Regions from separate parts of the Homo sapiens genome. Here region 2 is linked to region 1. Evidence: read pairs that join two places in POLR2A ChIA-PET (ENCODE). Cell type or tissue: HepG2. All regions are shown on one strand. Each heading gives the region's core, and the rest is flanking DNA. Links, peaks and the distances in the headings are about the cores only.

Region 1 (2,927 bases), core at 271-2,770:
CTCAAAACAAAACAAAAAAAACAATAAATTTCATGTTATATATATTTTATAAGAAGAAGAGAAGGAGGAGGAAGAGGAAGGCGGGGAGGAGGAAGAGGAGAAGAACTTAAGATTCTACAACCTCGTATCTACCAAGAGGTTAGTCTGGAAGAAAATGATAAAAAGAAAAAAGTTATGTAACTTTCACATACAAACTTGCTGGAAATCTGACCCTGGAACCCACTTAAAAGCCCCAGAAACAGACCACTGCCAATGCAGACAACATCTGTGAATTCTGTGATTTAAGATCGTGTGACTCAAGATGACATCCAGTGTAGACAAAGTCCTGCCAAGGTCTTTGAATCAAGATTTATGATCAGGGTAAGGGATTTACACTTGAACTCAGGTCTTACTATTTATTGCATCTTCTTTTTTTTTCCATTTTTCCTTTCATGCTAATCCTTCTGGCATCTGAACCACTATCCATTCCCAACTGTTGAATTTGTTTTCTAGACTTTTGAAGTATTTAAAATAAAGCCTGATGTCAAAGGTTGTCAAAAGGGAGCTAAGATGCTGAATTTCACTGGTTTCTAAGAAAGATTCTACTGTGGCAAGATGTTTCAAAACCAGAATGTATGACCCATAATTTACCTCTGATCAACCAAATAACAGTTAAAATACTCAATTAAGACACACACACACAGACACACACACACACAGCAGCTTATTGAACTAAACTTGGGGAAACTACTCTCTTTGATAAGCCATAAATTCCCAATGTTTCTCATAATATTTGCTCCCTCCTCCATTGCCTAAGAGCCAGGTGCTAACATGTTGCTACACACACCATTGACAATTGATAAAATTGACAATTGATGAAACTGTGTCAAGGCTGTGTCAAGAAGAGACTAGGCCGGGTGCAGTGGCTCACACCTGTAATGTCAGCACTTTGGGAGGCCAAGGCGGGCAGATCACTTGAGGTCAGGAGTTTGAGACCAGCCTGGCCAACATGGCGAAACCCCGTCTCTACTAAGAATACAAAAATTAGCCAGGCGTGGTGGCAGGCGCCTGTAGTCCCAGTTACTCAGGAGGCTGAGGTAGGAGAACTGCTTGAACCTGGGAGATGGAGCTTGCAGTGAGCCAAGATCATGCCGCTGCACTCCAGCCTGGGAGACAGAGTGAGACTCTGTCTCAAAAAAAAAAAAAAAAAAAAAAAAGGAAGAGACTGACTCCTCATGGCCAAACCTGTTCCACTTGGAGCTTGTTTGACCAAAATGGAGGAATTGAGAAATTCCTATGAGGAAAGTAGCACAGCCCTGGCCCAGCTGAGGAAGAGATGCTCACAGAAGGACCTGACAGACGTTATACTAGAGACCACATGGCATGCACACCACGAGTAAAATTCCCAAAGCCATCTGGAAAAGCCACAAACTTATGAAATTCTGACTACAGGTCAGCCTTCTCAAGGACAAAATGTCCAGGCTGACCCCTCTACTAGCTGCCAACTAGCTTTCCAAATGGAGAAGTAGAAGTATATTGCAATAAGATTTTTAACAATGAATGTGAAGTTGTTTGATGATAGCCTGTTTTAAGTTAAATATGCACAGGGGAAACTCTGGAACAATCTTTTAGTGCAGTGGAATGATCACAACTCACTATAGCCTTGACCTCTGGGCTCAAACAATCCTCCCACCTCATCTCCTGAGGCACGTTCCACCACACCTAACTAATTTTTTTTTTTTGGTAGACAAGAGGTCTTACTATGTTTCCCAGGCTGGTCTCAAACTCCTGGGCTCAAACAATCTTCCTGCTTTGGCTCCCAAAGAACTGAGATTACAGGCGTGAGTCATTGTACCTAACCACAGTCATTTTTTTCAAAAAACAAGTATAGCTAATAAATCAATAGTGGAGATACATGGGATCACAAAAATATTTACTTAACCCAAAAGTAATCCCACTTGTAATCCCAGCACTTTTGGGAGGCTGAGGCAGGAGGATCACTTGAGGCCAGGAACTCAAGACCAGCTAGGAAAATGTAGTGAAACCTCAACAACAAAATTTTTTTTTAAGTTAGCTGGGTGTGCTGGCACACACCTGTAGTCCCAGCTACTCAGGAGGCTGAGGTAGGAGGATCCCTTGAGTCCAGGTGTTCAAGGCTGCAGTGAGATATGATCGCACCACTGCACTCCAGCCTGGGTAATGGGGTGAGACACTGTCTCTAAAAATAAAATTAAAATGCCAAAAGTACCAAAATAATAATAATAATGTGACATAAACTAAAGCATATGATTAACTCAGCCCTCTGTACATGAAGTCCAACCAAGAAATATATATACATAATAAAATATTATCTAGTCAGATCTGTTAGAGGCTTTTTTTAGACATTCTGGCTTTTCTATGCTATTCTAAAATTATATATATATGGCCTCTATTTTTTCTGATTAGTTCTAATTGTTTGGCTTTTTGTTTTTAAATTTAGACCCTTAATTCATCTGAAAATATTTTTGCATCTGCTATGCAATATAGTCATAACTATATTTTTTAAATAGAGATCCAGCTGTCCCAATGCCATTTTTTTTTCTTTTGAGACAGAATTTCGCTCTTGTTGCCCAGGCTGGAGTGCAGTGGCGTGATCTCACCTCACTGCACCCTCCACCTCCCGGGTTCAAGCGATTCTCCTGTCTCAGCCTCCCAAGTAGCTGGGATTACAGGCACGCGCCACCATGCCCAGCTAATTTTTGTATTTTCAGTAGAGACAGGGTTTCGCCATGTTGGCCAGGCTGGTCTCAAACTCCTGACCTCAGGTGATCCACCCACCTCACCCTCCCGAAGTGCTGGGATCACAGGCATGAGCCACGTGCCCGGCCCCAATACCATTTTTACTCAAGGGGCCATCCTTTCCTCACTGATTGTAAATGGCCCATTTATCATACATTTCACTCCCATTT
Region 2 (2,927 bases), core at 120-2,619, 86 kb before region 1:
CTTTATGTTTATCATCTGTTTGTGTATTTATCTCTCTATGTCTAAATTCTTGCACATAGAGCAGTATTAGTAAATTATTTACTACAATTTGTTACGTGAATAGTGAACCAAAAGGAGAAAATTATAATTTGTGTTTTTCTGTAAAATGACTCAGTCATTTTTTCTCACAGATGTACCTTTTTTAGCACTATAATATTCTATTAGCCCTCATTCCTTTGGACATGCTTTTAAATTATTTTAACAAAACAAAACAAAAAAACCCTCACAGCTTAAAAGAATTAAAAGTTTCTACTAATTATTGTTTCTTGTTATGGTGTGTTTTCAAATATTGCCTGGAGAGAACAAACATTTGGGTAACTATTACCTGCCTCTAGAGACTGTCTCATGTTTTTATACCTCCTCTTCTCTGAAAACTCTTCATTTTGCATTCCCCAAATTTAAGCCCCAAATTCAGAAAAATAAGAGGATATGGACAATGCAGTTAATTTACAGCTGGACTTTCCACCTGTAAACTCTTTGTCTCTAGGTCTCCTGGATGACATTTTGACACTCAGACAAGATAAGGGCAGTTTTATGATATGCTGGTTAAAGGGTAAAGCTCCCCCTGGTGATCCCGCACCCCCAAGGTCAGTTTCTTTACTGATGATGTGCAACAGGTCAAACCAGCTGAGTTAGCTAGGCTTGATTATGTGGCTCAAGAGAGAAAAATTCCTGCTGGGAAGCTTGGTTTTGAGTTGTAGCCTAAGCTAATGTATTCCTCACACAGATCTTGGCGGTTCAATCTGGAAACTTGGTGTGCTGCGTGTGAATACAGATGCTGGGAAGCTTAGCCTGGGATGCCATCTCTCTGACCCCTAATGCTTGGCTGAACTCTTCTGCTGCACTCGGTCTTTCCTCTGTAAATCACAGCATTGCATCACTATACGCTGGAGTCTGGTGAGTACTCACAGATGTCTCAGCTTGGAAAATCTTTTCAGTGAAGATGTCTTTTTATGACTAAGCTATCATTAAATTTCTCGAAGGGTTCCCTAGGTACCACAAAGATTTATTTTAAAAATAAGTAAAAATAATCAGATTTGTCATTCTCCAAATTTTCACCAATTTGAAACTATTGTGCAAAATTTAAGATGAAAGACGGGTAGCTTGATAAATCACAGCAAAAGTTCACCTTTCCAGATTAATTATGTATAAGTAAAATACATTAATACAAATATGTACCCATCAGTTTTGTACTTTTCAGGTTAAAAGAAATATACCTATGTTTAAATAGGTATATAATAGTTATATAATAATAGTTATTAATCATAGTTATATAATAATAACAACTGCCAAAATAACTATTAAAAGACTTTTTTCCCAGTATTTTAGATGTAAATATTCTTGTCAATTGTAAACAATTACAATGCACTTTATGGGATAAATTAAATGCCTTGGAGATAGACTATGGCATCATTGTTTGTCTCTCCTTCATATATAACTATCCACAGCTTTAGTACCTTGGACCCAACAACTCTCCTTCCCTACTCAAGCAAGAAAAATGCCTTGATTATTTAACCTGTATTAGGAAATTGTCAGTGCCCTATACAGACCTTTGTATATTCCCTTTGTATGGCAGGGGTTAACCTCTATTGACCTTCTTATTTGGAGATAAGGACAAATGCTTATCTCCAGAACTGCCTAGAGAATGACATCGACTCTTGTCAATACTAGGGAATGTATTAACTAAATATGTATTAATTAAAGGTAAATGATATTACATAACCATGGATCTGTGAGTTGTTTTCAGGGTAGCATGTACCAGCCTGTCAGCAATATTTAGTATTAATAATTGCATTTATAATTTCCACTGGTTTCGGTGGAGCTTGAGGGACTAAGTCTGGTCACATATTGGAATATGTCTATGCAACTAGCTCACTGTAAGACACACCCTCCTTGAGCAGGCTCTGGGCTTTCTGGTACCAAGGTGCTCACACAGGTCACTGGTGTTTTAATACCTGAAGACAAAGCATAATCAGAACAACCATGTGGTGTGAAAGTAAGGAAGTCTTCACCTGAGATCTCTAGACACTCCCAATGCATTTTCTTCTCCTGCTATTGCTTTATTTGTTGCCTGTAATAAAGTATAAACTGGGTCCTATGGATCCCTTCAGGAATCAAACACTTGATAAAAATAATTAATGTACCTTTTGATAACCCTAATTGAATGATGTTCATTGGTAGTTCATACTTAAACATAAAAGCTGGAGATTGTCAGGCAAGCTATGCTATTACTGATTCGAATTCACTCTTGGCATATAAGCCTTTCTCAAAAGTCAGTTGACTTCAGATAACTGAGTTAACTAACCTCAAGTGGATCTGCCAGTTAGCATAAAATGAAAGAGCAATTATTGGTCCAATCAATATTTCCCAGCAAGCTTTGGTCATTCTTTACTTATTTTTAGGATGGATTGAGACTTTTTCTTGCCAGACCATCATTAAAGACTTTGAATGCTTTTCCTTTTACTCAAAAACTGTATTGTTCTTATACCCAATCTTCAGGAAAATGTAGAGAAAATAAAGGATTACTAAAACTAAAAATTGTCAAAGTTCTAAGAGTCACTGGAACTTACATGTAAGTTCCTACAGTATTCCATTTACCTTCATGACATAGGCTCTCCCCTTAAGAGTTAATAACAGACCATGCCATGCATTTCAGAATTTTGCTCTGATCCTAGTCTTTGCCCCACTGCAAGTTGACATAACTAAATACTACATCTTATCATTAAACGGATACAAGCTGCCTTTTCAAAGTAACCATTTACACAATCTTTGAGCCTGAAACCTGGAGATTTTGTCTTCTGGAAGAGAAAGCAAAGGAAGATTTGCCTTGAGCTTTGACTAACAGGACTGTATCAGGTACTGTTACTAATTAACACTGTGGTGAGACT

What was found. ChIA-PET counts read pairs that join two places held together with the same protein. Peaks named below come from ENCODE experiments on the same cell type or tissue, not always from the same donor. Only the 100,000 strongest peaks of a DNase experiment are listed, where the experiment ranks them.
Region 2: POLR2A ChIA-PET joins it to region 1 with 9 read pairs; 2 of 35 experiments call an interaction of 5 or more read pairs at or near these places.

The regions. Positions count from the first base shown.
Region 1 is chr7:138,150,561-138,153,487 of GRCh38, forward strand. No RefSeq gene overlaps it. Among named protein-coding and RNA genes, the nearest start is that of MIR4468, 28 kb to the left of the region's middle. In HepG2, for the core only: no CTCF peak of the experiment used is centred there; a DNase peak (open chromatin) is centred at 1,691.
Region 2 is chr7:138,064,380-138,067,306 of GRCh38, forward strand. It overlaps LOC124901753 (a long non-coding RNA gene), which reads left to right and starts at 630. Exons shown (of 2, transcript XR_007060553.1): 1 at 630-936. In HepG2, for the core only: a CTCF peak has its summit at 604 (motif pointing left); DNase peaks (open chromatin) are centred at 632, 872 and 1,572; H3K4me3 peaks cover 2,347 bases.